Regions from separate parts of the Homo sapiens genome. Here all the other regions are linked to region 1. A link is a loop called in an ENCODE intact Hi-C map of the cell type or tissue named here. Cell type or tissue: dorsolateral prefrontal cortex. All regions are shown on one strand. Each heading gives the region's core, and the rest is flanking DNA. Links, peaks and the distances in the headings are about the cores only. Region 1 overlaps SRXN1 (sulfiredoxin 1). Region 2 has its middle 39 kb from the start of SLC52A3. Region 3 has its middle 18 kb from the start of CSNK2A1.

Region 1 (10,637 bases), core at 1,033-9,032:
TGAATTGCCCAAGATCACATAGCTGTTAAGCAGCAGAGCTAGATTTGAACCCAGGCAGTTGAGCTCTTAATCGAAACTATTCCACTTCTCTCTTTTTTTTTTTTTTTTGAGATGGATTCTCGTTCCATCGCCGAGGCTGGAGTGCAATGGTGCGATCTCAGCTCACTGCAACCTCCGCCTCCTGGGTTCAAGTGATTCTCCTGCCTCAGCCTCCTGAGTAACTGTGATTACAGGCATACACCACCATGCCCAGCTAATTTTTGTATTTTTAGTAGAGACAGGGTTGTGCCATTTTGGCCAGGCTGGTCTCAAACTCCTGACCTCAGGTGATCCACCCGCCTCGGCCTCCCAAAGTTCTGGGATTACAGGCATGAGCCACCGTGCCCGGCCCCACTTCTCTATCTTTCCAAGTACTCTGCTTCATTCTTACCTCAGAGAGGCCTCGTGGACCCCATCTCTGTCCTGTCACCTGTGTTATTGTCATTATAGCATTTGTCACTCTAATATTTACTTCTTGTTCCATCTGCCCCACTAGACTGGAGCCCCTTGAAGCCAGGGCCTGATTCAGTCACATTCCAGCTGTACCGTATTCCCAGGGTCTACAACAGGGCCAGCTGGATAGTGTGCATGTGGTGTGCTGATACATGTGTGGGAGAAATCCCTGATTTGTAGCATCTGTCCATTTCTCTGGTGTAAATACTCTCCCATGGCTGATTTTCAAGCTACAAGGTGATGTCGAACAGCTCACAAAATTCCTGATAATTAACAGTTGTCTCTCACAGTAGTCCAGTGTGATCACCTTATAAGGAGCTCAGCACAAGTGGACAAAGTCTGCTTTACAAACTCTCAAGCCTTGTACCATGTCCATTGACTCTGTGCCTCTTCTCCCCAGGAGGACCCAGACAGCGTGCCCCCCATCGATGTCCTCTGGATCAAAGGGGCCCAGGGAGGTGACTACTTCTACTCCTTTGGGGGCTGCCACCGCTACGCGGCCTACCAGCAACTGCAGCGAGAGACCATCCCCGCCAAGCTTGTCCAGTCCACTCTCTCAGACCTAAGGGTGTACCTGGGAGCATCCACACCAGACTTGCAGTAGCAGCCTCCTTGGCACCTGCTGCCACCTTCAAGAGCCCAGAAGACACACCTGGCCTCCAGCAGGCTGGGCCATGCAGAAGGGATAGCAGGGGTGCATTCTCTTTGCACCTGGCGAGAGGGTCTGACTCTGGGCACCCCTCTCACCAGCTACAAGGCCTTGGACTCACTGTACAGTGTGGGAGCCCCAGTTCCCACCTCTGTGACAATAGGATCATGGCCTTACCCTTGAAGCATTACCGAGAAGGAGAACAGAGATGGGCTTGAAGAGCCACGTGCTGCCGGCTCCAAATTCCCAAGGACAAGGATCCCTCTGCATTTTTGTCTATGTAACCTCTTATATGGACTACATTCAGCTGCAAGGAAAGGAAAACCTTGATTGCAGTGGTTTAAACAAACAGAAGATTGTTTTTCCACATAGCATGGATTCTGGAGATGGGTGGCTAATGGTATTGGTTCAACAACTCCACGAAGGTAGGGGTCACGTCTTGGATCCTTTTGCCTTAATCTCAGTGCTCGTTACTTCATGGTCCCAAGATGGCTGCTGTATCCCCAAGAATCATGTCTGCGTTCAAGGAAGGAGGGGTGGAGGAAGAGGAAGGGCCAAACTAGCTGGACCCGTCACCTTCTATCAGAAAGTAAAACCTCGTCAGAAGTCTGTTTCCTGCTCTCTCCCTCTGCATATCTTCACTTAGATGCCCTTGGCCCGAGCCAGCTACCATTGCACCTCTAGCTGCAAACAAAGCTAAGACAGCAGGGAACAGAATTGTCATGGCTGAATAGACCAATCGTGTTCCATCTACTGAGACTGGCACACTGCCTCCTGCAATAAAACTGGGATCCCATTACCAAGAGAGAAATGCAGAATTGTGTACCAGTTAGCTTTTGCTGTGTAACAAACCATCCCCAAACTTGGCAGCTAGAAACAAACCCTGTATTTTCCCACAATCCTATGGGTTGGCAATTTGGGCTGGGCTCAACAGGGCAGTTCTGCTGCTCACACCTGGGATCCCTCATGGAGCTAAGGTCAGCTGTTACCTCAGCTGGGCCTGGATGGTCTAGGATAGCCTTACTCACTTGCCTGGCAGGTGACAGGCTGTTGGCTGGAATTGCTTGGTTCTCCTCCATGTGGCCTCTCCAGCAGGCTAGCTCAGGCTTATTCACATGATGGCTTCAGGATTCCAAAGAGAGTGAGAGTAGAAGCTGAAAGACTTCTTGAGTTCTTGGCCTGGAACTGGGACTAGGACAGTGTCACTTCTGCTAAGTTCTTTTGGTCAGAGCAAATCACAAGGCTTTACCCAGATTCAAGGGATGAGAAACAGACTACATGTCTTGATGAGGGGAACCACAAAGAGCTTGTGGCCATTTTTCACCTATCACAAATAATTTTGGATGGGTATTTATTTGGATAAAGGTATTTCCCTCTTCCCCCTTTCTCTCTGTCTCATGGGGCCTCACTCTGCCAAGTTGGAAGGCACTAAGACATTGTCCTGGCCCTCAGGGTCTAGGGGAAGAGGTGTTGGGGCAGGAAGTGAGTCTCTCCATGGGCTGGACCCACTGTAGTAGGAGTGCCTCCTTGTCTGCACTGCTGGTATGGGGTTAGGCCAGGTAGGACATTCCAGAGGGGCTTCTGAAAACCAAGAGTCCCTGGGGAAAGGGAACAGAGTAAGGCAGGCCTTGTTCTCACTGCCCTCTAAGGGAACTTGGTCACTCGGCACTTTTAAGCCTCAGTTTCTCCAGTTCAATAATAAGGACAAGAGCTTTTCCCATGCATTCTCTTTCCCCGGGAAAGTTGACTGAGGTGACCAGTAATAGAATTGAAAAGGGAGAGTGTCTTCAGTGCAATGTGGCATCCTGGATTGGGTCTTGGAACAAAAACAGGACATTAGTGGGAAAATTGGAAATCTGAAAAAAGTCTGAATTTTAGTTAATATACCAATTTCAGTCTCTTGGTTTTGACAGATGTACCATGGTGATGTAAGATGTTGACCTTGGGGTAGGCTGGGTGAAGGGTATACAGGAACTCTTTGTACTATCTCTGCAACTTCTCTGTAAATCTAGTATCATTCCAAAATAAAAGTTTATTTAATTTAAAAAAAAAAAGGGGGGGTGTGCAATTCCTTTAGACCAATGGTTCAGGGTCTCAAGCTTGTTTGCTAAATACCAGATTGCTGGGCCCCACCCCCACTTTCTTTTTTTTTTGAGACAGGGTCATGCCCTGTCACCCAGGCTGGAGTGCAGTGGCACGATCATGACTCACTGCAGCCTTGACCTCCCGGGGCTTAAGTGATCCTCCCACGTCAACCTCCTGAGTAGCTGGGACTACAGGTGCGCCCTTCTCATTTTTTTGTAGAGACAGGGTTTTGCTGTGTTCTCTGGGCTGGTCCTAAACTCCTGGGCACAAGCGATTCTCCCGCCTCAGCTTCCCAAAGTGCTGGGATTACAGACATGGCCACTGCCCCCGGCCCCCCAGAGTTTCTGATTGAGGCGAGTTGGGGCAGGGCCTGATAATTTGCTTTTCTAACAAGTTCCCAGATGTTGCTGATGCTGCTGTTCAGGGACCACATGCTAAGAGCTGCTAATAACTGCGTCAGTTATTTTCAAATACGGTGACTTCCCCACTTCCATCCCCAGTGGAATGAGTCTACTCATTCCCCCCAGCTTGTCTACTCATTAACTGTGTGACCTTGGGCGGTTCTGTCCCTTCCCTGGGGACTTCTTCCAGGCTGTCAAATGGATTGTGTACCCCTAAGGTTTGTAGCGAAGGTGAGGTGCCCCTGTCTTCTGTGAGTAAACTCCTCCTGTGCCCGCTGGGCTGGAATGAGAGTGAAGATGGTCGCCCCCTCCTGAAACAACTTTTCCTTCTTGCAGAGAAGACCCAACCAGACAGCGCTAAGGGCCCTGCCAGGCACTGCGAAGGAGGTGCAGAACAGATTCGGAGTAGAGGGGTACTGCTTGATCATTTAAGGAAGAGGAGCTGGGTTTTAAAGGGTGTAACCTGCTGGTAGCCGGAAGTTGCGTTTCCCTCTTACAGCAGCAGGTGGCGCTGCTCTCCGGCCCCCGCGGCAGGGCCGTCCCTCTGGCCTGCAAGAGCTACAGCTGTGGGAAGGGGCTGGATGCACGCGCAGGGCTGAAAGAGGCGGGATAGTTAACCCGGGTTCAGCCGGGATGAGTCTGGAGTTCAGGTTCTATTTATCAGCTCTTGTTCTGTAACCTTGCGCACATGTCTACCCATTCCTGTCTATACTGGGGGTGCTGGGCCAGAGAATCTCAGGCTCAGCAAAGGTGGTACCTCCTCCAAGAAGCTTCTGGGCTCCTACTGGCTGGGCTACCATGACCTACAGTGTCCCTCCCCAAAAAAACCTCTGCCCCCAGGAACTTGGCTCCAGTGAAAGGCAGTATGTGCCTTCACCGCCCTGGAACCCACCCACTTGACCGTGGTAGATTTAAATTTCCTTTTTTTTTTTTTTTTTGTTTTCATTTCACAAGGCTTTTTGTTGTTGTTGTTTTAGTAGAAATGGGGTTTCACCATGTTGGCCAGGCTGACCTTGAACTCTTGGCCTCAGGTGATCTGTCCGCCTCGGCCTCCCGAGGCACTGGGATTACAGGTGTGAGCCACCATGCCCAGCCATTTCACAAGTTTTATATAAGTATATTTACTTTTTAAAATGTGTTTGTTCGTTTGTTTGTGATGGGGTTTTGCTCTGTTACCAAAGCTGGCACGCAATGTTCTGATTATAGCTCACTGCAACCTCAAACTCCTGGGCTCAAGCCATCCTCCTGCCTCAGCCTCCCGAGTAGCTAGGACTACAGGCACCACCACACCCAGCTAATTTTGTTTTTAACGTTTTATAGAGACCAGGTCTTGCTCTGTTGCCTGGGGTGGTTGGTCTCCAACTCCTGGCCTCAAGTGATCCTCCCGCCTTGGCCTCCCAAAGTATGATATTACAGGCATGAGCCACTGCATTCAGCCATATTTACCGTTTAAACATTAAAATATTAAAATGTTAAATAATTAAATATTAGAAATTTAAAGTATTAGAGGCAAGCGGAAGCCCACCACAAAACCTAGTCCTGATTATTCCTTTGCCCTCTTGGGACAGTTACCTTTATGAATTTGGCATAGAGCCTCCCAGACTCTTATCTAATTTAATAGTAATGAATGTGCGTTTAAGTAAAAAATGTTTTCTTTTTTTGCGCTGTTTTGTGGATTGCTTTTCTCCCTTGGCACTGTGCCCCAGCCGTCCATCCCATTCGTGCGTGCCTGTCTCCCAGTCTCCCTCATTCTGGTCTGTGCCCAAATGTCACTTCTTCAGGGGCCTTCCCAACCATAGCGTCTAAAACAGCCCCCTCCCCCATCATTCCGTCCCTTTATCCAGTTTTATTTTCTTCATGGCATTTGTCACACTCTCCCAAATTTTCTTCTGTGTCTGCTTTTTTTGTTTTTTTTTTTAAGACAGGATCTTGCTCTACCACCCAGGCTGGAGTATGCAGTGGCACCATCGTGGCTCACTGCAGCCTCCAACTTCTGGGTTCAAGCAATCCTCCCACTTAGCCTCCTGAGTAGCTGGGATTACAGGTGTGTGTCACCACACCCAGCTAATTTTTTATTTTTCTTTTGTAGAGATGAGGTCTCACAATGTTTATCAGGCTGATTTTCAACTCCCGGCCTCAAGCAGTCCTCCCATATTGGCCTCCCAAAGTGCTGGGATTACAGGTGTGAGCCACCGTGCCTGGCCAAATGTACGTTCTTAAGGCAGGACTCAATCTGTCTTGTTTATCACTGTAGGTTCAGTGCTAAGAACAGTGCCTAAAAGATAGTAGTGTTAATCAATATCTGTCAAATGAATAAATTCCAGCTGAGTCTATCTCATTCTTTTTCACCGCTGCGTGGTGTTCCAGGCTGTGAATGTAGCCGTTTGTTAGTCGTGATCATGTTCATGGAAGCATGGGGGCTTACAGTTATTTGCGGCTGCGAACGGCCCCCGCCATCACCCTGCTCTTTCAACTGTATACCCAGGAGTGGAGCTGCCTGGCTGATGCATACGCCCATTTCCATCTTCTAAGACCCTGGCAAATTGCTCTCCAAAGTGGTTGTTCCAAGTGCCACCCTCTCCGGTGGAGTTTGGGAGCCTATTTGCCTTCCCTGCACTCCAACCAGTACTTCTTAGCCTTGTTTGGGATCATGAACGTGGTTGAGAACACAAGAAAGCCATGAGTCCTTTCCCCAAAAATACACACACACGCATTTTGGGCCGTTTCTGGGCCTCCCTGTATTTGATGATCTCCTTCCCTGGGGGACCCTGTATCAAATGTTTAGAAGCCTCATTATCTCATGGATGGGAACTGTGAGGCACAGGCAGGTGGCAGTGTGAATGAATGAATGAGTGAATTGATGAAAGAAAGGGCTGTCCTTTTGTAGGAGGCAAAGGAGAGCCTTGAGACCCTGACCTACCCCCAGTCAGAAAAAAAAACCCCACCTATCTGGGTCACTCCAGTCCCGCCCTACCCTGGACCAGAAGGCTCCAAGGACAGGCTGCAATGGGTTCCTGGGCTCAGGCTTGGGCAGCTGCACCTATCACCCCTGGAGAAGGCAGACCAAGCCTGGCACCCAGGGTCAAGGCAGGCAATCAGGGGGAGCCACTGACTTCCCTGGGCTGAAAGAGGGTGGGGTGAAACATCCATCCCGCTTCCCACACAGGCACGCACTATAGGCTACAAAGCACATTTGCGTCCAGCCCCTGACTTAGCACTTCTATGGTACCCGAAGTAGAGACTGCGATTAGGGGAAGGCTGTCATCCTCCGTCGTCATCATCATCATCACTGTAGCTCCCCTACTTTAACTCTCACATTAGCCCCCAGAGGTGGACAGGGCAGAAATGATCTTTCCTGTTGGACAGACGGGTAAACTGAGGACCGAAGCAGCGTAGCCACCTGCCGCAGGGCCCCCGGCTCGTCCACCCGCACCCCGCCGGCCCACGCGCGCCGCCCTCCCTCGCGGCCCCTTCCCCGGGCCTGACCCCCCGGCTCCGCCTGACAGATGACCTCAGCTGCCGCCAATCCATTGGTTCCAGCTCCCGGGGGCGGCGCAGAACAAAGCGCGCTCTGTGGCCGGGCGGTCCCCTCACCCCGCGCGTCCGCCGCCGGGACCCCCCTCCGGAACTGCGAGCGCCGCCCCCCGCCCGACAGCCGTGTAATGTCTTCCAGGCCGCGCGGCCCCTTCCAGAGCCCGAGGGCCGCCCTCGCCTCCCGCAGGGGGCTCCGCGGGGCCGTCCAGGGTGCTCCACCCCCGCTGGCCCCCCCCAGGCAACTCCACCCCCGCTGGCCCCCCCCAGGCAACTCCACCCCCGCTGGCCCCCCCCCACAGGCAACTCCACCCCCGCTGGCCCCCCCCCAGGCAACTCCACCCCCGCTGGCCCCCCCCAGGCAACTTCACCCCCGCTGGCCCCCCACCACAGGCAACTCCACCCCCGCTGGGCCCCCCCCAGGCAACTCCACCCCCGCTGGGCACCCCCCCCCAGGCAACTCCACCCCCGCTGGGCCTCCCCCCCCCAGGCAACTCCACCCCCGCTGGGCCTCCCCCCCCAGGCAACCCCACCCCCGCTGGGCCCCCCCCAGGCAACTCCACCCCCGCTGGGCCTCCCCCCACAGGCAACTCCACCCCCGCTGGGCCCCCCCCAGGCAACTCCACCCCCGCTGGGCACCCCCCCCCAGGCAACTCCACCCCCGCTGGGCCTCCCCCCCCCAGGCAACTCCACCCCCGCTGGGCCTCCCCCCCCAGGCAACTCCACCCCCGCTGGGCCCCCCCCCCAGGCAACTCCACCCCCGCTGGGCCCCCGTCCCAGGCAACCAGATTGGGGGGCACCCCCAGAGGGAGGCTCTGCTGGCTGCCCCCTGTCCCTGCGGAAGCAGCGGGAGGGCAGGGTCCGATGTCCGGGTTTCTATGCCAGGCAGGGATGATGATCCCTGTCACCGGATGATCTTATCCCTGTACCCTCAGCGCCGCCGTCTGCAGTGGAAAATGCTGTTACTGCTCGGAGGTGTTGTTGCTGTTGTCGTCGCTGTTATTGTTATTATTTTGTGGTTGTGCACAGGAGTCACTTTCTTTATTTATTTGACTTTTTTTCGAAACCAGGTCTAGCTCTCTGACCCAGGATGGAGTGCAGTGGTGTGATCACAGCTCATTGCAGTCTCCAACTCCCAGGCTCAAACCATCCTCCAGCCTCAGCCTCCCAAGTAACTGGGACCACAGGCACGTACCACCATGCCTGGCTAATTTTGTAAGTTTTTTGCGGAGACAAACAATGTCTTGTCACGTTGCCCAGGCTAGTCCCGAACCCCTGGGCACAAGTGATCCTCCTGCCTCGACCTCCCAAAGTGCTGGTGTGAGCCACTGCCCCCCCTCTGGGAATCACTTTAGATTCAGACAGATCTGGGTTTGAATTTGTTTGTGTTACTTACTAACTGTGAGACCTTGGAAAGTTAGTTCACCTGTCAGAACAACAAGAGTACCCAACATTTATTGAGCACCTCCTATGTGCCAGACACAGCTCTGTGTTTAAAGGCTTTATTTAGCTCATTTAATCCTCAAGGTAACCTTAGGAGGGAGGAGTTATTCTCCTCATTTTACAGAGGAGGGGACAGAGGCTCCAGCTGCCCTAGAGACAGATTCACCTCTCTGAGCCTCAGTTTTCTCATCTGTAAAAGGGGACAAGCATAGTAACTCCCCGTGGGCCATTCACTCTCATGAGTCTTGCCTCTTTCCCGATGAGGTCGCGGAGGCTGTGAGCAGGTTCCTGGCTGCCCAGAGACATTCAGGGTGGCTCTTCCCCTAAGGCCCTTCATCCTTGGAGTACCCTCCACGAGAGGGCAGCTCCAGTTGGGCTTACCTGGGATGGAGGTATAGGAGGAAGGTCTGCCCTGCAGCTGGAAACCTCCCTCCTAAGGGACAAGCTTGCTGCCCTGGCCTGCCCTTGAGGGTCAGAGGGTGGGGCAGGCAGAGAGAAAAGCTATATCCGGAGAGGGGACTGAGGGGCCACAGTGAGGCTGGGCAGGGCTGGGAGTGACTGCCCTCCACCCTTCACACACACCCCTGGACATTCATTCTGCAAATCAGTACCATTCCAGGCACTGGAGCCATCAGAGTACAAAACAGACGCAAACTTCTGTCCTCTTGAAGTCCACTCTGGGAGACAGGCGATGACACACACAACATATGTATCAAAGGTAAAATGTGATGTCTGGTAGTGATATATGCTCTGAGGGAAAAGCAGGGGAGGGAGGAAGAATGAGCTAGGAAATATTTAGGTAAGGTGGATGGGCCTCTCTGAGAGGGGGCATTGACCTGGGCAATGAGAGGAAAAATGCCCTGTGGGTGTCAGAGGGATGTGTTCCAGGCAGAGGGAACAGCATATGCAAAAGTCCTGAGCTGGAGCCTGCACAGAGTGAGTGTTCAAGAAGCAGCAAGGAGGCCAGTGTGGTGGGGTCAGTGGAGGTGGGAGAAGGGCTGTGGCTGGGCAGGTGACGAGGCTGGAGGGGTGAGGAGGGGTGAGGGTCATCAGCTTGGGAGGGGCCTCATAGCTGGGTGAGGACTTCGGCTTTTTCTCCAAGTGAGCTGGGAGCCTTGTGAGGCTTTGAGCAGAGGAAGGACATGGTCTGGCTCTGGCTGCCGAGTGGAGCAGGAAGAGAAAGAAGGTGAAGGGGATGCTGCTGTCACCAGAGCCCCAGGTGATGCTTGGTGGATTGCACACGGGTAGAAAGAAGTGATCCGGATCAGGACATAACTTGAAAAAGGAGCTATTCCCTGTGCTGAGCTTAGAAACAGGTTTCTGGGCGGGGCGCGGTGGCTCATGCCTGTAATCCCACCACTTTGGGAGGCCAAGACAGGTGGATCACAAGGTCAGGAGTTCAAGACCAGCTTGGCCAAGATGGTGAAATCCCATCTCTACTAAAAATACAAAAATCAGCCGGGAGTGGTGGCGGGCGCCTGTAATCCCAGCTACTTGGGAGGCTGAGGCAGGAGAATTGCTTGAACCCAGGAGGTGAAGGTTGCAGTGAGCCAAGATTGCACCATTGCACTCCAGCTTGGGCAACAGAGCGAGACTCCATCTAAAAAATAAAAATAAAAATAAAACCATGCTTCCTAAAGTCCCATCAATGGCTCAATGACCACCTGCACAATTTGGGCCATTTGGGACAGGAGGGCTTGCCATTACCTCAGGGACCATGGCCCTTGAATTTCTAAATCTATTTGCTTTTGTTTTACTTTAAAAAAAAAAAATAAGGAAACTTGAAATAGCCAGGGTAGATGGAAAATTTGGGCCAGACGCGGTGGCTCACGCCTGTAATCCCAGCACTTTGGGAGGCTGAGATGGGTGGATCACCTGAGGTCAGGAGTTCAAGACCAGCCTGGCCAACACGGTGAAACCCCGTCTCTTCTAAAACTACAGAATAAGCCGGGCATGGTGATGAGCACCCATAATCCCAGCTGCTCGGGTGGCTGAGGCAGGAGAACTGCTTGAACCCAGGAGGTGGAGGTTTCAGT
Region 2 (10,637 bases), core at 1,819-9,818, 84 kb before region 1:
GTGGTGGTTACATAACTTACAAACTTGTCAAAACCTACGGAACTACTGAATACGGTGGTGTGAGCCAGCCACTCAGAAGGCCAAGGCTGGAGAACTGCATGTGCCCAGGAGTTCAAGACCAGCCTGGGCAATATAGCAAGACTCTGTCTCTAGGGAAGACACACACACACACACACACACACACACCTATAAACTATGCATTATACCCCCAAGTTACCCTAGTTGTACGTGGTAGAACCGGGGCTGAATGAAGGATGAATGAGGCCGGCTGGTACCAGGGTCTGTTCTCAATGTTATCAATGCACTATTATTTTGGGGGGAAATGAGCTGGGGTGGGAGTTGTGGGTTCCACTGCAAAAGAAAGTTTCAGAATGACAGGACTAGACGGACTCTCCCACAGCGGTGACATGTCACGATTCTGCAGTTCTTTGGCTTTTAGAATTTCTGCTTCAGAATTCCGTAAGGCTGAAGATGCTGCACACTTTGGAGCCAAGAGGGCAGTTGTCTGGGATGCTCTGGCTGGGTGGGGGAGGGGAGAGGACGATGGAGGTGGATGAAAATAATGGGAGGGGGGTCTGACCCCTCTCCCCACAGAGCACTCACACCCTGTCCCCAGGGACAAGGCCTCTGTCCCCTCCATTCACTCACCCCAGCTGATGCCACACACCCCCACCAGAGGCCTCCCCACCTCCCCTTATTGTCTGAAGGGCTCAGATGGAGGGGCTGCCCATTAACCCCTTCCTGGCCTCATTGATTCACTCTGCAGCTGTCACACCAGCGGCCTCAGGCCGGAGCAGGAGAGGACTTGGTAGTTAATCACAATTAGAGAGCAGCATGTCAGCTGCGAGGCTGGCCTCCTTCATCGGCTGCCAGCCGGCCTAGGCCGAGGGACAGCCTGCAGCAGCCATGCAGCAGGTTCTGAGACCTGCAGAGGCAAAGAGAGGATAGCCCCTTCCCGGTTCATTCCTGGAGACTTCCTCCAAAATCCCAGTCAGGTATCCTCCATCGTCAGAGCTGCATCCAGTAGCTTTCACGCCCACCAAGTGCCCCCTCACCAGCACCTCTGCCTGGTCCTCACATGCTGGGCTTCTCCTCTCCACTGAAATGCCTCCTCCTCCAAGAGGGCTTCCCTGACCACCCTGGCTAATGTGGCACCGTTCCCAGTCCCTCTCTATCCCACGCCCTTCTCACCTGTTTTGTTTTGTTTTGTTTTGTTTTGTTTTTCCAAAGCACTTGCCACTAGCTGGAATTGTCTTAGGTATTAACTGGTTTTGTGTGTGTATTCATTTCCTGGGACTACAGTTAACAACCACAGGCCAGGTGCGGTAGCTCATGCCTGTGATCTCAGCACTTTGGGAGGCCAAGACAGGCGGATCAGTTGAGACCAGGAGTTCAAAACCAGCCTGGCCAACCCAGTGGAACCACGTCTCTATTGAAAATACAAAAATTAGCCAGGTGTGGTGGCAGGTGCCTGTAATCCCAGCTACTCCAGAGCCTGAGGCAGGAGAATCACTTGAACTCAGAAGGTGGAAGTCACACTGAGCCAAGATCACACCATTGCACTCCAGCCTGGGTGACAGAGTGAGACTCTGTCTCAAAAATAAATAAATAAATAAAAAATTTAAAAAAAGAACAAATAACCACAAACCAGGTAGGTTAAGACAACTGAAATGTATTCTCACAGTGCTGGAGGCTAAAAGTCTGAAATCAAGGTGCTGGCAAGGCCATGCTCTCTCTGAAAGCCCTAAGGGAGGACACTTCCTCGCTTCTCCCCAGCTTTTATGACTGCAAGCCTCCTTGGCCTTCTTTGGCTTGTGGATGCATCACTCCCATCTTCGCCTCTGTGGTCACGTGGTGTTCTCCTCTGTCTGTTTCCCTCTTTAAGGGCACCAGTCATTGGAGTAGCCCACTCTAATCCAGTATTACCTCACCCTGACCTGACTACATCTGCCTAAACCCTGTTTCCAAATAAGGTCACAATCACAGGTCCCAGGGTTAGAGCTGGGATGTATCTTTTTGGCAGACACAATTCTCCCACAACAGTGTGTTTTCTCTGTATCTTCTAAGAAACCAGGGCTCTGTTGGTTCTTGTCATGGAATGCATTCTTTATGGAGCCATATTTAACTTAAAGACAGCACATTTTATCAAAGTTTCTACCCCAGGCCAGATCTGGGCCTGGGAAGAGGAGACGCTGCTGGGAGTCTCAGGGCAGGAGAAGCCTGCTGTCTGAAGCAGAAACAAGGAAGCAGGTTCCCCCATAAAAGTGGCTCCCACACATCTCCAGGACTCTGGGGTCCAGCTCACAGAGAGCTCTGGGAAACACGTGTTGATCTGATAGATGAGGAAGGGGGAAGGCAAAGTGCAGCAGGTCCAGTGAGACCCGAGGGACCAACTCAGGCAGGGGGCTGGGGAGAATTCACCGAGGAGCTGAGCACTCAGGGAATGGCACATATGCACTTAGGCCAACCAGAGGGAGCCAGGCACTGAGCTGTCTCTGCAGGGAACAGAAAAGTGGTTGGAGAGGATGCTGCCTGAGTGGGGCCACATAAGGCCAGGACAGCTCAGAGTCTGAACTTCGTCCAGATTGCCGGGAAGAGCCATTAGGAGATTTAAAACATGAATGTGGTGATGTCACGTGTGCATCTAACTGATCTTTTCAGTTTTAGTTTTTAATTAGGTAGTACATTCAACTGGTTTAAGATTCAACAGGTATAACAGGGTATGGCCCAAAGTGTCCCTTTTCCCCAGCCCCCAGCTACCCAGTTCCTCTCCCACCGACAATCACTATTACAAGTCTCTTCTAGACAGTCAATGCAGATACAAGCAAATTTCCTTGCTTTTTAAACATACCGGATTCCATAATTTAAACATTGTTCTGCACCCTGCTTTTTAAAAATATCAAGGTATAATTTACATGCAGTGAAATGCACCTGTGTAATCAACACCCCAATCATGATACAGAACATTTCCAGCATCCCAAGAAATTCTTTTATGCTCCTTCCCAGTCCATCCCTCCACCCCAGAGGCAGCCACTGCTCTGCTTTCTGTCATCATAGATTGGTCTGTTTTGCCTCTTCTAGAATTTCATATAAACGGCATCATTACAACATGCTATTTTTTGTATCCAGCTTGTTTTCATTCAGCATGTTTTGAGATTCATCCATGTGGTTGCAGACATTGGATCACTCATTTAAACTCCAGTGTAATATTTGACTCACCAGTTTATCCATTCATTGGCTGTTCGATCTTGGGTCACTTCCAATTGTTGTCTATCACATGTTAAACTCTGTTGAACATTTGCATAGAAGTCCTTGTGGAGCTATATATACATATATATTTTTATTTTGAGCAAAAACCTAGAGGTGAACTTGCTGGGTCATAGGAGAGATGTATGTTTAACTCTATAAGAAACTGCCAAACTGTTTTCCAAAGTGAAACATCTTAAATACCATTTCATATCACTGCATTGAGAGTTTCCTCATGTGTGTTTGTGGCCATCATTCTCCATTGTATAAATGTCCCATAATTTGTTTAACCAGTCCCCTATTACAGGACACTTAGGTTGTTTCCAGTCTTTTGCTGTCACAATGCTGCAGTGAATAACCTTGTAAACGTGTCAAATGTCACATGGGTTAAGCAAACCTATAGGACACACTGCTAGACATGGAACTCCTGAGCATGCATAGACTGATGGTCATTTCCCAATATCCAGACTGCGCTTTTTCTGATACTTTTTTTTTTGAGACAGAGTTCTGCTCTGTCACCCAGGCTGGAGTGCAGTGGCGTGATCTCAGCTCACTGCAACCTGTGCCTCCCAAATTCAAGCAATTTTCCTGCCTCAGCCTCCTGAGCAGCTGGGACTACAGGCACATGCCACCACACCCGGCTAATTTTTGTATTTTTAGTAGAGACGGGGTTTTTCCATGTTACCCAGGCTGGTCTCGAACTCCTGACCTCAGGTGATCCACTAGCCTCGGCCTCCCAAAGTGCTGGGATTACAGGTATGAGCCACCACGCCTGGCCATGGACTGAACTTTTTCTTTGAAATAAGAGCCTCAATTTTCATCTGGACACATGGTGCCTAGAACACAGATCATATTTCTCAGCCTCCTTTGTAGCTTAGTGTAGTGATGTGATCAAGTTTAGCCAATGGAACATCAACAAGAAGATTGTATGTGACTTCCGAAAGAGTCTTTAAGGGAACCTCCCTCCCTCCTTGGCTCCTTTCTCCTTTCTAATGACTAAAAGACTCTCCATCTGGGGGCTGGGCGCGGTGGCTCACACCTGTAACCCCAGCACTTTGGGAGGCCGAGGTGGGTGGATCACAAGGTCAGGAGATCGAGACCATCCTGGCTAACACAGTGAAACCCCATCTCTACTAAAAATACAAAAAATTAGCCAGGTGTGGTGGCACGTGCCTGTGGTCCCAGCTACTCAGGAGGCTGAGCAGGGGAATCACTTGAACCTGGGAGGCAGAGATTCCAGTGAGCGAAGATCAGGCCACTGCACTCCAGGCTGGGTGACAGAGGGAGACTCCATCTCAAAAAAAAAAAAAGACTCTCCATCTGGGGATGCAGATGTGAGGGCTGCTGTTTGAGCAGCCATGTTGGGCCATGAAGTGGAAACCATGTACTGAGGGGGTAGCATAATAAGACAAAAGGAGTTTAGGTTCCTGAACCGTAGAGCACCATGCCAGTTTTAGACTGCCTGCTTTAGACTTTATTTACATGACAGAAAAATGCCTCTATTGGCTGAGTGTGGTGGCTCACACCTGTAATCCTAGCACTTTGGGAGGCCAAGGCGGGTGGATCACCTGAGGTCAGGAGTTCAAGACCAGCCTGGCTAACATGGTGAAACCCCATGTCTACTAAAAATACAAAAATTAGCTGGAGGCTGAGGCAGAAGAATCGCTTGAACCCAAGAGGTGGAGGTTGCAGTGAGCCAAGATCACACCATTGCACTCCAGCCTGGGTGACAAAGGGAGACTCTGTCTCAGAAAAGAAGAAGAAGAAGAGGAGGAGGAGGAGGAGCAGGAGGAGGAGGAGGAGGAAAAGAAAAATGCCTCTAACACCAGGACTTTTTTTTTATTTTCTTTTTTTTTTTAGAAGGAGCCTCGCTCTGTCACCTAGGCTGGAGTGCAGTGGTGTGATCTCAGCCCGCTGCAGCCTCTGCCTCCTGGGTTCAAGCGATTCTCCTCGTGCTTCAGCCTCCTGAGTAGCTGGTGTACACCACCACGCCCAGCAAAGTTTTGTATTTTAGTAGAGACAGGGTTTCACCATATTGGCCAGCCTGGTCTCGAACTCCTGATCTCAAGTGATCCGCTTGCCTCAGGCTCCCAAAGTGCTGGGATTACAGGCTTGAGCCACCACACCCGGCCTAACCCATGATTATTATGCGGTTTCTGTCATGTGCAACCAGCAGGTTACAGATCCTGTGCATTTGTGATTTTGAAAAGTAGTGCCACCGAGCTTTGCTTTTAAAAAGGTCATTTTGGAGGATGGGTGCAGGCAGATTGAAGGGCAAAATAAGGGATACAGGGAGACCAGTGAGACAACTGGACAGGAGTCAAGGGCGAATGATGCCTAAACCCTTACAAGGGTGAGGGCAGCCAAATCCTCTCCAAATCTAAAGGGGAGAAGGATAAACTGGAAATGATGAAACGACCTGACAACCCACCCTCAGCCCACGCTTGCAGGTGGCCCTGTGCCATCTGGCCCTGGCCCACTTACCTACCTCACTGATCACCTCCCTTCCCCTCGCACAGTAAGTACAGGTTACTCTCCCCAGAGTGCACCTTACTTGCCCGTACTGCAACCCCTTTGCAATAGCTGAAACCTCTACCTGCAACGCCCTCATCTCCCTGGACCCCCACCCCTTCACCTGGTCATCTTAGGCCAGACTTCCTCCAGAGAGCCATCTGGGACTCTTCCTCTCCCGAAGGGCCTCCCCGGGCCCTCATCCCCTGTGCGGCCCTTACTCTATCACGTGCAGGGAGGGCTGCATTCTGACGGTCTGCTTCCAAGTCCATCTGCAGCGCGAGGCTGAGCGCCCTTTCCTGGTGAGGTTGGCCACTCAGAGGGGCCCAGCTCCCGACAGGGCATTTAAAGGTACGGCCCGCTTGCCCTGTTCTCAGCACTTCACCCTCAGCTCGTACCGTAGAGCCACCCGCTGTAAGGTTGAGAAAAAGGTGAACGAGCGAGTGAGCGAGGAATGGATGAGGCCCCACCAGGGGGCGACGGCGCCTCGCCACGAAGCCCGGGGCGGAGCAGGAGACGGAGAAGCCGCTTCCCCAGCGCCCCCTCCTCTGAGTCTCGGCGCCGCGCTCCGCAGCCCCACCGGGGAATCGCCTCGCCCCGCCCGCCGCCTCCGCGCCTCAGATAATTGACTCGAACCGATGAAGCGCTGATCGCGGCGCCTTTGTGCGCGCCGCCTCGGCACTGCCATGGAAAGCGGGGTCCCCTCCCCCGCCTCCGCAGCTGGCCCGGAGTCGGCCCGAGCCCCCTGGACGGGACCAGGGGACCCCCAAGCCGGCCGGCGCCCCGCCCGTCTGCTCCCCACCCCCACCGTCAGCTGCGGACCCGGCCCGGCCGGGAAGGGTGGGCGAGGGCTTCCTGCGGCGCCTCCGGGGTCCGCACCCCCTTCCCTCCTGCGCCGCCCCCGCGGGGCCGAGCTGAGCGCGCGTCCCGGACCCCGGCCCACGCGGCGGGGGTGTGTCCCGGAGGCGGCGGTGGAGTTGTGTTCCCGTTGAGGGAGTAACAACAGCGGGGGAAGCCCGAGTACGGAAGGGAACCAGTGGAAAAGCCCCGCACGCAAGCACCAGTCCGTTCCCAGGCCCCCGGAGGGCCTTATGGAAATATAATATCCCGCCGGGCGCGGTGGCTCCCGCCTGTAATCCCAGCACTTTGGGAGGTCGAGGCGGGCGGATCACCTGAGGTCGGGAGATCGAGACCAGCCTGGCCAACACGGAGAAACCCCGTCTCTACTAAAAATTAAAAAAAAAAAAAAAAAATTTAGCCAGGCGTGGTGGCGCACGCCTGTAATCCCAGCTACTCGGGAGGCTGAGGCAGGAGAATCGCTTGAAGCCGGGAGGCGGAGGTTGCGGTGAGCCGAGATCGCGCCATTGCACTCCAGTCTGGGCAACAAGAGCGAAACTCCGTCTCTCCCTCTCTCTCTCTCTCTCGCTCTCTCTCTCTCTCTATATATATATTATATATATTAGATATTATATATATTAGATATTATATATATTAGATATTATATATATTAGATATTATATATATTAGATATATATAGATATTCTATCCCATTCTATTATGTGTGTGTTTGTGTGTGTGTATTAACAGGCGACAGATAACACAGGAAAACAAGTTGGACGTAACCAATTTAAACAATGCAGTGGGCTTCGGTTTTTGAATTTCTTTTACAAGATTGTTTCCGCTTCACCCTCACTCCCCATGGCTGTCAGTTCAGGGGGTATTTCCCCAGAGAGTTTTCTCTGCATGCACACTCATAAATGTGTCTGCACATACACACGTATTAAGCTGGATAGAATCTCGCGCCACTAGCTACGGGTCGCTTTATTTTACCTGACAAATAATGTAGGGATCTTTTCATGGCGTGGTTGCTGAGGAAAGAGGCTGGGCTACCATAGACCACACGTTTTAGCTCCCACCCGGCCCCTTCAGCCTGGGCGTGCCCTGCCATCAAGCTCGTGTGCCTGTGCACCACCCAAGTTCATCTGTGGGTAGAGGCTCTGTCCTTGAGTCCTTGTGTGAATGGGTGGGGTGGGGTCTGCGTGTCCCTGGGCTCCTGGGAACCTGTGAGGCCTGTGAACAGCCTTTCGTCAGAGAGAAGTGGAATGATAATAACTGTAAAGAAAAAATATCCAAAACTTGGAAATAAGACAAAAAGGGTGTCTGTGTGCCCTTTCAATATCAAGCGAAGGCAGTGTCCGATGAGCCTGGGTCACCTGATCCTAAGCAAAGTTACCTGGTAACTTGTAAAAAGTGCACGAGTTGCAAATGATTTCTGACCTGTAGAAGAAATAACGCTAAAGCTTATGGTTTTGGTGCCCTGTAAGACATTAACCTATGTCGTAGCTAACTTTGCCATTTTATCCTCCTTTGAGTCAGCTTTGCCATCCTACCGGTTCCATCCTTAATGAGTTAAATAACACTTTGACATGTGCTCACTATACATTTGTATAAGATCCATGTTTTCAACTTTCTGAAAATAATTTTTGACCCAGTTACCCTTTCTCAAAGGCTCACTCGGTGCCAGGCACCATGCTGATGATGGCTTCCCATGGATGAAGAGGCTCAGAGGTGGGCTCTGGGGTGAGGCAGATCTGGGTACAAGTTCTCCTTTTGCCACTCACCGGCTATTAGACCCCATGCAAGACTTAAGCACCTACTGTGGACTGCATCCATTCACATTCTTATCCCTCATTCAATTCAAATTGCACAATAACACTGCACGATGAGGTCTGTTTTCACATTTTTCCACTTTGTGCATGTCTCTGCACACATCCCTTACCTCCCTGAGCCTCAGGGTCTCCGGCTGTAAGATGGGGTTGGTAACAGCTGCCTCCCAGCATTGTGTGAAGATGTAGTACAATGCTTGCAAAAGCAATCTGGTCAGCAGTACGAGGCTCGGGGAGGTGGAGTCATGTTCCCAAACCTCCAGAGCTGGTCCCAGCTCTTCTGCCTCCAAAGCCTGTGCGCTGGCTCCTCCTACTTCAGTCAATCAAGACTTCATTTCTTTTTTTTTTTTTTTTTTTTTTTTTGAGATGGACTTTCGCTCTTGTTGCCCAGGCTGGAGTGCAATGGCACGATCTCGGCTCACCACAACCTCCGCCTCCCAGGTTCAAGTGATTCTCCTGCCTCAGCCTCCCTGGTAGCTGGGATTACAGGCATGCGCCACCACGCCTGGCTAATTTTTTGTTTTTAGTAGAAACAGGGTTTCTCCATAGTGGTCAGGCTGATCTCGAACTCCCGACCTCAGGTTATCCGCCTGCCTCAGCCTCCCAAAGTACTGGGATTACAGGCATGAGCCACTGCACCTGGCCTCAAGCCTCCATTTCTACAGAGGGATAACAAAACCTCTGGGAGCTGTTACTGGTTGATAGCAAACTCTGCCTGGCAGAGGGGTCAGCTGTTGTGGCAGCTGCAGACAGTTAGTTCTGTGGTTGTGTGAAGGGCTCAGATGCACGTCACATATCACGGTCATCTGTGAGTTACCTTTTTTGTTCTTTCTTTTTAAGGCTGGCACCTGAAAAGAGATTTTTTTCCCCACTCTCAACAAGGGGAGCATTTGTGTTCTGAGCTCCAGGCTTTGGCTGGGGGGTCCCTCGGCCTCCCAAAGTGCTGGGATTACAGGCGTGAGCCACCACACCTGGCTCTATGTACTTTATTTTGTGTGGTTTATACCTTAATAAAAAGGCAGAAAGAGAGGGAGGGAGGGAAGGAAGGAAGGAAAGAAAAGTGGGTACAGTGATCCTTGCCTGGCCTGGCCTCCAGGACAAAGTGAAGAGGCTGGTACCCAGGCCTCTCTACAAATAGTGGGCAGAATGGCACCAAGATATAGTGTTGACAGCAGACAGAAGAGAGAGAGGCTGGTGTCGGGCCTGCCTGTCTTTCTTTAGCCCCCATCCTAGGCGTCTCCCAATGGGACATTCCCTCCATAGTGGAAGGCAGATAGTACTACCTGATGGAAGACAGAAAGTGGGACTTTGGAATCACACCTACTGGCTGTGTGACCTTGGCCATGTTGCTCGCCTTCGCTGGGCCTCAGGCTCCTCATCTGGAAAATGGGAACAGTACTCTCAAAGAACTTCAGTTGACTGGGCATGGTGTCTCACGCCTGTAATCCCAGCACTTTGGGAGGCCAAGGCAGGCAGATCACCTGAGGTCAGGAGTTTGAGACCAGCCTGGCCAACATGGCAAAATGCCATCTCTACTAAAAATACAAAAATTAGCCGGGCATGGTGGCACGTGCCTGTAATCCCAGCTACTCAGGAGGCTGAGGCAGGAGAATGGCTTGAACCGGGGAGGCAGAGGTTTCAGTGAGCCGAGATTGCGCCACTGCACTCCAGCCTGGGCAACAGAGTGAGAGTCTGTCTCAAAAAAAAAAAAAAGAAGAAGTGCAGACAGGCTTGAGACACTGGCTGAAGTGCCCTCAGCACAGAGGGTTTGCTTTGGCCAGTGTTCCACAAATGCAGCTCTTACTGGCCTCAACCCCAAGTGTGAGGGAGTGCCAGCCTTGCTGTCACTGGGCTTATGGACAGGTGGGAGGTGATGTTGGAGTCATGAGTTCCAGCCCTGATTTTTTTCCACTTACTATCTGTGTGACCGTGGGCCTGTCACTCTTCAGTAAAATGCCTTCCTTCCTAAGTTGTCATTGTATTCATTCATTCATTCATTCAACTTTGGGCAATTTCCTATGCTTTTCTGTGTTTCAGTTTGCTCATCTCTAAAATGGGGTTAACAGCCCCCACTGCAAGGGTTGCTGTGAAGATGAACGGAATTTGCACTTAGAACAGTGCCTAGCACAGCAAGGACTCAGAGGCACTGTCTGGTATCACTATTTGTGCCCATCTGTGGATGAGCTCCTGCTGTGTGGTGGGCACCAAGGGTGC
Region 3 (10,637 bases), core at 1,768-9,767, 83 kb after region 1:
AGAACCAAGTACAGTACCCGCAGAATGAGATCCCTGCCTCCTCCTGGGGGCCTCTCCTCCACTCTCTCACCATGGATGAAGTTATCCTGTTGGACCTTCTTGACTGCCAAGTGAGACAGACTTTTTCATCTCCAATTTAAGGAAAAGAAAACTGAGACTCAGAGAGAGGATGTGGCCTGATGAAGATTACACAACGGACAGCGGCCCAGGCAGACTCAGGTGTAGACCCAGGGCTCCCTGACCGTGTCTCCACAAGCCCATGTGCACCCCCGGCCATCAGCTGTCAAGTCTGAAACTGATGTTCATGAGGTGGCTCCTTGCCATAGAGGTGCAGCTGAAGGATGAAAGACTGGGAAAGGTTGGGAAGATGGGATGGGACCTGGATGTATATTAGCAATGGAGTCAACAAGACCGGTAGATAAACCCAAAGCAAGGGATGGACAAAATGAGTGCTTTTGTTTTTATGTAAATTATATCCTGAATTTTGATTGTATGTGATTTTTAAAAATGGGTATCAGGGCCGGGTGCGGTGGCTCACATCTATAATCCCAGCACTTTGGGTGGCCGAGGCGGGCAGATCACTAGAGGTCAGGAGCTCGAGACCAGCCTGGCCAACATAGTGAAACCCTGTCTCTCCTAAAAATACAAAAATTAGCCAGGCGTGGTGGCAGGTGCCTGTAATCCCAGCTACTCGGGAGGCTGAGCCAGGAGAATCGCTTGAACCTGGGAGGTGGAGGTTGCAGTGAGCCAAGATCGTGCCACTGCATTCCAGCCTGGGCCACAGAGTGAGGCTTTCTCTCAAAATAATAATAATAATAATAAATAAATAAAAATGGGCACTATCCTGTCAACCTTGAGATTTTTATGACTGCATTTTTTCTGGTAATGGAGGATGTCTTGTCCCAGATGTTTTACGAGGCCCAACACTGAGATTGCATTTAGGTACCTGCTTAACTTATTTCCTGGAGTGGAGAGGGCAGCAAAGAGAATGCAGGCTGCTGTTGATTGAGCAAATACTACGGGCAGTGCTGAGCTCTACTGATGGGAAATTCACTTTCCCCCAACACTGATGAGATTGGTGCTCTTATTATCCCAACTTCACAACATGGAAGAAAGGTGGGAGAAGGGAATTGAACTCAACAGCCTGGCTCCAGAGTCCCCATTCTCCTCTGTGCACCATCCTGAGAGAGGGTGCAGGGGCCACTGTTCAGCCTTCCCAGTGCTTTCTGTTTTCTGGCCTCAAATGTATCCCACCCCTTCCACAAAACAAAAGCCCAGAAGTGAGGACATGTCCTTCTTTTTTTTATTTTTATTTTTATTTTTATTTTTATTTTTTTTGAGACATTGTTTCACTCTTGTTGCCCAGACTGGAGTGCAATGGCGTGATCTCGGCTCACCGCAACCTCCTCCACCTCCCAGGTTCAAGTGATTCTCTTGCCTCAGCCTCCCAAGTAGCTGGGATTACAGGCATAAACCACCATGCCCGGCTAATCTTGTATTTTCAGTAGAGACGGGTTTCTCCATGTTGTTCAGGCTGGTCTCAAACTCACCACGTCAGGTGATCCGCCCGCCTCAGCCTCCCAAAATGCTGGGATTACAGGTGTAAGCCACCGCGCCCGGCTGACATGCCCTTCTTAAAAGGCAATTTGGGCTGGACATGATGGTTCACGCCTGTAATCCCAGCACTTTGGCAGGCAGAGGCGGTGGATTACCTGAGGTCAGGAGTTCGAGACCAGCCTGACCAACGTGATGAAACCCTGTCTTTACTAAATACAAAAAATTAGCCAGGCATGGTGGCACATGCCTGTAATCCCAGCTACTTGGGAGGCTGAGGCAGGAGAATCACTTGAACCCGGGAGGCGGAGGTTGCAGTGAGCCAAGATTGCACTATTGCACTCCAACCTGGGTGACAAGAACAAAATTCTGTCTCAAAATAAATAAATAAAAATAAAAGGCAGTTTGGTGCTATTACCTGGGGGACCCCGAAGGGGCCTCCAGGCCATCCTGGGCAGCTTGTCAACATGTTCCTCCCAACACCTGTGGCCAGCTTGTTCCATTTCCTGGCTGTGTGACCTGGGGCACGTGACTCTGCTTGTCCACGCCTCTGCTTGTTCATCTGTAAAATTAGGATAAAAATATCATCTATCTTTGATGGGTACAAAGTTTCTTTGGGGGGGGTGTTGAAAATATTTTGGAACTAGACAGAAGTGTGGCTGTACAATGTCGTGAATATACTAAATGCCGCTGAGATGTATACTTTCAAATGGTTGATTTATATTATGTGAATTTCATCTCAATTAAAAAAAAATCAGTCCAGAGACAAATAGACATAAATGTACAAAAATATGATCTACCTAAAATCTGTACTGAAGATTAAAAGCATTCCATGTCAAGCAACCACTTAGAATAGTTTGTGACCCACAGAAAGCATGCAATAAATATTTTTGTTTCTGTTGATATTTAGCACCCCAGATCGTTGGCCAAACTGCTGTGCTCATTGACCAGCCTCCTCACTGGGCTCCCTGCATCAGCCCTTGCCTGCTCTACCCTCCAGTCTTCTTCAGTGGTGGCCAGAACATCTCTCAGGGGGATTCTGGTAAAACCTGAGTCAGGTCACAACACATACCTCTGCTCAAAACCTTCCAATGTCACAGGCCACAGTGGCCTACACCTGTAGTCCCAGCACTTTGGGAGGCCGAGGCAGGTGGATCAGTTGAGGTCAGGAGTTCAAGACCAGCTTGGCCAACATGGTGAAACCCTGTCTCTACTAAAAATACAAAAATTAGCCAAGCGTGGTGGTACACACCTGTAATCCCAGCTACTTGGGAGGCTGAGGCAAGAGAATCGCTTGAATGTGGGAGGTGGAGGTTGCAGTGAGCCGAGATGTGCCACTGCACTCCAGCCTGGGTGACAGAGCGAGAATCCCTCTCAAAAACAAACAAACAAACAAACACACACACATAAAAATCCTTCAATGTCCATGTCACATGAGATGCAGCTAAAATCCATAGAGTGGCCTTTGAGGCCCTATGTGATCTGCCCCCCGGACTCTACCCTCATCTTCCTTCACTCTCTTATCTCTCACCAGCAGCCACACTGGCCTCCTTGCTTGGTGCCCTCCTTCCTCCACAGCAGCATCTTCTTGCCTCAAGGCCTTTGCCCTGGCCTTTGCGCTTGCCTGAAATGCTCTTCCCCCAGATTCATAGCTACTGCCTCATCTCCTTCAGGCCTCTGTGCAGATGACACCTTCTCAGAGGGGCCCTCCCTGACCGCCATCACAAAATAGGTAGACTCCAATCCATTCATTTTCCCCTGATCACCTTTACAGCCAAAAGTGATACTGGATACCAATTCATTTTCTGCTTTTTGTCCATCTCTCCTATGAGATTGGGGGCTCCTTAACGAAGGTGTTAGTCTCTCTTCAGAGGGACTTTGTTTCCTGCTGGGAGCCCAGCCTGGCCCTTGGTGAATCCTCCATAGATATTTGTTGAAGGAAGGAAGTCAGGCCTGGGACAGTGTCCTATGGCTCATTCTGTCATTCAGCTGGACTCAAGTGTGTTGAGCCTCGAAGGCTGAATCCTGGGCTCACCTCAAGTGGCCCCAACCTCTCATAACACAGGAATGATAGGGTATCTACTGAAGGCAACCCTCTATCCAGTTCGGGGTCTTGCTACCTGCTAAAACTGGGACCCAGGACCCCAGCCCAAGGGCCTGGCCCACCCCTTCCCATCCCTGGCCTTCTCTCTTGGAACGGGGCTTCCTCCCCAGATAGTTGTTCCTTCTAGCTCCTGAGCTCTTCTCTTCCTCCTTGTCTTGGCCCCAGCTACATCTCCTCATGCCTTTATCTCTCCCCTCAGTGGCTCTAGGGGGAAGGGGCACTTCCGTCCCTCCTCTCCTTCTCTGCCTTCCTAGCCTGAGTCCTGAAACCTCCCTTCAGGCTCAGCACCCCTACCGCCTCTCCCTCTCACTTCCAGCCACTTCCAGGTGGGATTGGAGGAATCGGTGCCAGGCAGGAGTGGCTAGGGGAGCCTCGGGTCCTTCCAAGGCCCTCTCAGCCTCTGACTTGCTGTGCAACCCTTGCTCTACTCAGAGTCAAGCATGGGATGAGGCGCTCTACGTTCCAGCTGAGTAGCCTTAGGCAAGTCACTTGACCTCACTATGCCTCCCATTTCCTCAGCTGAAGAATGGGGGTCAAGGCAACACCCACTTCAAAGTGTTTTGGAAGAATAAAATAAGGCCTGTCAAGCACTTAGCAGAGTGCTTAAAGCTTGGAGAATTTATCTTAACACAGGGTGCAGTGCAATGCTATGGAAGGACTTTGTAAGTTGCAAGGCCCTAAACCACCCTTGGCTGTGTGTTTGTGCCATGTTTCTGATCCAAAGAACCCAGAACTGTGAGGGAGAACCTCCCAGTGGCCTCTAATCCATGACAGATGTTATCTGCCATCACTGTTACTAACGTTATGTGACCATTAACATTCTCAGGTTTCAGAAAGGCCACAGTCAAAGGCCCATCTCCTGTGAGACTGGGGTTAAGGTCCCAGAGAACACTTTAGAATGTCATCCCTCCAGCTGAGCCCACTGTTCCCCGGGGTCCTCTCAATAATCCAAAACAGGGAAGAGTCATTACTGTTCCACTTTACAGATCTGGGAGCTGGAACCCAGAGCTTCAAGCTGCCTGACCCCAAAGCCCAAGCTCTATCCCTGTTCTTGGTTGGCCAACTGGAGTCCCTGTCCAGCCGTCCATACCTATGCCTACCTGGACACCCTGTGGGGACTCCTGTGAGGTCCCTCACACCTCTGCTAAGCAAGCTCCCTCCCCAGTCTTTGCCGGGTACTGCCTATCCTTCCAGGACCCTTCTGATCCCAGCCAGGCCAGGGATGGCCAATGCCGGGTCAATCACTTTCCCTCCTGATTCCAGAACAGAAGAGGCTGGTGCCACTGTAAGCCTAAGAGGCCCCAGGCCTAGATTTGTTCATAAATATTACCAACAGCTACCAAGCAGGAGGGGCTCTTATTCCCATCTTAAACTGTGGCTCAGAGAAATCAGGTGAACATAGCTAGGGAGAGTGTGAGCTAGAGTTGAGATTCAGGTCTCTCTGACTCCAAAATGCATGATGTCAGCCTTAGAACAGCTCAGCGACATCAGGTGACTTATTTCTCAGTTCTAGTCCTCAGTTTTCTCATCTCTAAAATGGAGACATTAACGTTGCATGGGATTTGTTCAGTTGTAAGGATTAAATTGGATGAGTTTTTAAAATTCCCAGAGCCTCACTGGGCACATGGGTGTGGCATCCCTGAAGGATTGGGGGCCTTGAAGTCAGGCAGACATGGGGGCCGAGTGCCAGTTTTATCACTTTTGCTCATGGAGACAATGATTTCTCCTCTCTGAGCCTCATAGACCCATCTGGAAAACAGGAATGATCGGCCCCTCTCACAGAGATAGTGCTAATGCCAAAGTTTTGCTTTTAAAAGCTAAAAACATGGCTGTCAGGCCAGGTGTGGTGGCTCACACCTGTAATCCAGCGCTTTGGAAGGCTGGGGCCAGGAGCAGTCTGTGTTTTAGCAAAAGCCCTCCAGGAATCAAGAACCCACAAGTTAGAAGCGTGACCCAGAGTCGTCACCTGGTGGTATTTTGTGGAAACTACAGCATGGCAGACACTGTCACCAATCCTTTGACTCCAAGGAGAACAGGACGCTTTCTGCTCAAAGTGTCCCAGACCACGGTCATGGGCCATAGAGTTGGCTTTAGAGTGGGCTCATCACCTTTTCTCACCTGCAAGGGCACACAACACAGGAAGCCTTCCCCAGTAAATAACTCTTCAAGTTTTCTCCCTGCTGCACTTGGGATAAACCCCCAATTCCTTACAGAGTCTGGCTTCTCCAGATCTCTCTGTCCTCACTTTCTCTTCCCTCTTACTCCCCACCGGCCTCACTGGCCTCCTTGCTGTTTCTCGAATTCACCAAGCACATTCCCACCTCAGGGTTTTGGTGTTTGCTGTTGCCTCTTCGCCCTGAGACTTTCGTGGCACGTTCCTTCACTTCATTCCCAGCCCTGTTCAAATGCCATCTCCTCTGGGAAGCCATCCAGGACGACACTTACCAAGGATCCCTTGCCCTACCCTCTTTCCATCTGTGACTCTGCCTTATTTTTATTTATCACTGACATTATCTCATATATTTGTTTGATTTTTGTCTGTCCCCATCACGAGACCATAAGCTCCAATAAGGCAGAGATGTTTGTTCTGCTCGCTGTTGAATTCTCAGCACAGACAGTAGGTGTTCAATATATATTTACTGAGTTAATGAATATACTCATTATATTCATTATGAATATAAAGTATGGCAGGTATTATCAATCACCCTTTTTCCCATCAATGGGGAAACTGAAGCTCAATAAATTGATGTGACTCATTCAAGTCCACATAATGAGGGAGTGCTGGGATCTGGATTTGAAGCAGGATTTCTGGAAGCTGAAATGTGGGAGCTGTGTCCACAGTGGCACCTTGAGTTTCCTAAGCCTGGGGAGACTTTTTAATCAGACATCACCCAAGATCAGTAAGTCAGCAGTTGTGGGTTCTGCAGGAGAGGGAGCAAAGATCCAGTGCAGAGATCCTCAAGGGGGCAATGTCACCAAGAGTGTTGGAGAGTTCCCAGTGACCAGGGGGTGCCCCGGCCATGCAGGAGGGGAGCAAGGGTGCAGACATCCTGCAGTGCATCTCAAGTCATGATTTTCAAATCTCCCTTTGGTAATTAGTGTAGGTAAAAACCTTGTTTTTAATTATCTGAGCCAAGGACCGAATTCTATTTTACATATAAACACAATGTGTGGGGGTTTTCATTTTGTTTTTTATGTTTAATAGACTACTTTTTTAGAGAAGTTTTAGACTTAGAGCAAAACTGTGCAGAGACTGGGCACACTGGCTCACGCCTGTAATCCCAGTGCTTTGGGAGGCCGAGATGGGGAGATTGCTTGAGGCCAAGAGTTTGAGACCAGCCTGAGCAAGATAGCAAGAACCTGTCTCCACAATTTTTTTTTTTAATTTCCCTAGCATGGTGGCACATGTGTGTGGTCCTAGCTACTTGGGAGGCTGAGGCTAAAGGATTGCTTGAACCTAGGAGTTTGAGGCTGCAGTGGACTCTAATCGTGCCACTGTACTTTAGCCTGGGGGACAGAGCAAGACCCTCTCTCAGAAAAGAAAAAGAAAAATGACACAGAAATCATAGACAGTTCCCTTGTACTCCTTCTCCAAACATGCAGTTTCTCCTGTTATTAACATTTTGCATTAGTGCAAATGCATGGTGCATCTGTTACAATTGATAAACCAATTTTGACACACAATTATTAACTGAAATCCACAGTTACCTTACAGTTCACTCTTTGTGTTGCACAGTTCTACCATGCTGGGGATTTTTTGTTTTTTTTTGTTTTTTTGTTTGCTTGTTTTTTGTTTTTGAGACAGAGTCTCGCTCTGTCACCCAGGCTGGAGTGCAGTGGCACGATCTCGGCTCACTGCACCCTCCACCTCCCGGGTTCAAGAAATTCTCCTGCCTCAGCCTCCCGAGTAGCTGGGACTACAGGCACATGCCGCCACGCGCAGCTAATTTTCTGTGTTTTTTAGTAGAGACGGGGTTTCTGGATTTGAAGCAGGATTTCTGTAGCGCCAGGCTGGTTGCAAACTCCTGAGCTCAGGCAATCCGCCCGCCTCGGCCTCCCAAAGTGCTGGGATTACAGGCGTGAGCCACCGCGCCCGGCCCATGCTGGGTTTTGACAAGTACATACATCCTTTATCTACCATTACAGCATCATACAGAAGAGGTCCCCTGCCCTAAAAATGCCCTGTGCTCCACCTGTGCATCCCTCTCTCCCCTCCCCTGAGCCCTGGCAACCACTGATCTTTTCATTGTCTCTATAGTTTTGCCTTTTCCAGTACAATGTGTGTTTGCTTGGTTTTAATAACAGCGACTCTGCCAGGAAAGCAACCTTCACATAAATTGGTGTCTTAGTCAGTTCAGGCCACTGTAACAAATTACACAGACTGGTGGCTTATAAGCAACAGAAATTTATTTCTTACAGATCCGAAGCCTGGCAAGTCCAACATCCAGGAGCTGGCAGATTCCATGTCTGGTGAAGACCGCTTCCTGGTTCATAGATGGCTTCTCACCGTGTCCTCACATGGTAGAAGGGGCAGCAGAGCTCTCTGGGGCCTCTTTTATAAGGGCACTAATCCCACTCATGAGGGCTCTGCACTCATAACCTAATCACCTCCAAAAGGCCCCATCTCCTAATACCATCACGCTGGGGATTAGGCTTTGACGTAAGATTTTGGGGGAGACAAACATTTAGTCTGTAGCGATTGGGAACAGAATGGATTGTGTTTGGTTCAGAACTTTACCTAGACTGCTCACATTTCAGACTATCACAGCCATGCAGTCACAGTGCATGTGCCGCCAGTGCGGCGTTACCAATTCAGCCTGCAGATTCTCAATGATTCCACCCAGAGCAGAGCCCACCCAACTACTTTGTGATGGTTTCTACACATTGTCCTGGAACATTTACATATTAATTTATTCTAAATTATTTTCACTTTATTTTCTTTTAAATTACAACTAGGACATTATTTATGTTTAAAACTATGCATGGCCGGGCGCGGTGGCTCACTCCTGTAATCCCAGCACTTTGGGAGGCCAAGGCGGAAGGATCACGAGGTCAAGAGATCGAGACCATCCTGGCCAACATGGTGAAACCCTGTCTCTACTAAAAATACAAAAATTAGCTGGGCATGGTGGCATGCGCCTGTAATCTTACCTATTCGGGAGGCTGAGGCAGGATAATCACTTGAACCCAGGAGGCGGAGGTTGCAGTGAGCCGAGATTGTGCCGCTGCACTCCAGCCTGGATGACAGAGTGAGACTCGGTCTCAAAAAAAAAAAATTATGTGCGTCAGCAGGTTATGTTATTCATGTATTTTATTTTAGAAAAGAAGCATTATAACTACTATTAAAGGGAGCCTTGGGCCTGTAGGGTTTCAAGCCACAGTCCAATGGCATGATAATCACAGCAACAGCAAACAATGATGGGTGCCAGCCACTCCAAAGGCTTGTAAATGACTCACATACACAAATCATTACATCTGTACAGTTCCCCTACCTTGTAACAGTGCTACAAGGGTATGCACTGTTAGCCCCATTTTGCAGAGGAGAAAACCAAGGTTCAGACAGAATAAGGCCCCTTGGTGGCGCTGGAAATAGAATCCAAGCAGCCCATACCCCTAACCACTGAACTAACCGATCCTGGATTCCCTGGGCTTGAAACACAGTGTTGGGTGAGTTGAGCATCCCCAGGACTGACGAGCCCAGGAAAGGTATGGGAGGCAAATGATGAAGCAGAAAGGTCAACAGCCCAGGCTCTAGCCTGGGTGCTAGTCTTGGCTGTGTCTTTACTCCTGTATGACCCTAAAGAGCCACTTCCCTTCACTGAGGCTCAGTTGTCTCATCTGTTTTCTTTTGGGTTTTTTTGTTGTGGTGGTGGTGGTGGTTTTGTTTTTGTTTTTGTTTTTTGAGACAAAGTCTCAATCTGTCTCCCAGGCTGGAGTATAGTGGTGGATCTCAGCTCACTGTAACCTCCACCTCCTGGGCTCAAGTGATCCTCCTACCTCAGTCTCCCAAGTAGCTGGGACTACAGGCGCATGCCACCACACACAGCTAATCTTTGTATTTTCTGTAGATTCAGAGTTTTGCCATGTTGCCCAGGCTGGTCTCAAATGTGTGGGCTCAAGCGATCTGCCTGCCTCAGCCTCCCACAGTGCTGGGATTACAGGCATGAGCTACTGTACCTGGCCTAGTTGTCTCATCTGTAAGAAGGGGGTGATGTCGCCTAAGTGGGTACTGTCCCTCTTCATGTTACAAGTGTGAGAACTATGACTCAGAGAGAAGAGACCTGCAGGGTTACGTGAGGATGGTGGGATGATCCTCTAAGGACATGCTCCACCTGCCCAGCAAGGTACCCATGGCTCCTTCAAAGCCCAATCTGAGACTCACGCATCACCAGACAAAAGTCAGAGGTCACCTGTCCTGGCCACTCGTCCCCCAATGCAACCACCCACAAGTGACCCCCACAGTGCAGAAGTATCTAAAAGCTTCCATTGGGCTGGGAGAGCTGGAGCGCTATCCTTGGAAGCACTGGGCCTCAGTTTCCCTGTGGTGAACTCCAGCTCCAAAATATGTCCCAAGTCAATCCACCTCTCTTTATCTGCACTGCTTCCATCTTAGCCCATGCCACATCACCTCTCTCCTGGCCCACCCACTGCCTCCCCTGCCCCCACACCTCCACTCCTCTCCTGCTTCCTCTCCTCCCACACCTCCACTCCTACCCCTGCCTCCTGTCCTCCCTGCTCCTGGCCCAGCAGCCAAAGAGGTCTTTTATAAATAAAAAAAATTTTTTTTGTTGTTGTTGAGACAGGATCTCACTTTGTCATTGAGGCTAGAGCACAGTGGGGTGATCTCGGCTCACTGCAGCCTCAACTCCTTGGGTTCATGCAATCCTCCTGCCTCAGCCCCCAAGTAGCTGGGAATACAGGTGCATGATGCCACGCCCTGCTAATTTTTGTATTTTATATATATATATATATATTTTTT

What was found. Hi-C counts contacts between places; a loop is a spot of excess contacts. Peaks named below come from ENCODE experiments on the same cell type or tissue, not always from the same donor. Only the 100,000 strongest peaks of a DNase experiment are listed, where the experiment ranks them.
Region 2: a loop joins it to region 1, with 3 times the contacts of the local background. A loop is called at or near these places in 48 of 110 quality-filtered maps.
Region 3: it touches region 1 in a loop (6-fold over the local background); 87 of 110 quality-filtered maps call a loop at or near these places.

The regions. Positions count from the first base shown.
Region 1 is chr20:639,173-649,809 of GRCh38, reverse strand. It overlaps SRXN1 (sulfiredoxin 1), which reads left to right. Exons shown (of 2, transcript NM_080725.3): 2 at 893-3,195. The coding sequence ends at 1,096. Among named protein-coding and RNA genes, the nearest start is that of SRXN1, 8.7 kb to the left of the region's middle. In dorsolateral prefrontal cortex, for the core only: a CTCF peak has its summit at 4,120 (motif pointing right); DNase peaks (open chromatin) are centred at 4,139 and 7,160; H3K4me3 peaks cover 741 bases; H3K27ac peaks cover 2,936 bases.
Region 2 is chr20:724,160-734,796 of GRCh38, reverse strand. No RefSeq gene overlaps it. Among named protein-coding and RNA genes, the nearest start is that of SLC52A3, 39 kb to the left of the region's middle. RefSeq lists an enhancer at 354-854. In dorsolateral prefrontal cortex, for the core only: a CTCF peak has its summit at 6,230 (motif pointing right); a DNase peak (open chromatin) is centred at 6,246; H3K4me3 peaks cover 1,201 bases; H3K27me3 peaks cover 3,095 bases.
Region 3 is chr20:556,877-567,513 of GRCh38, reverse strand. No RefSeq gene overlaps it. Among named protein-coding and RNA genes, the nearest start is that of CSNK2A1, 18 kb to the right of the region's middle. In dorsolateral prefrontal cortex, for the core only: CTCF peaks have their summits at 5,423 and 5,628; a DNase peak (open chromatin) is centred at 5,633.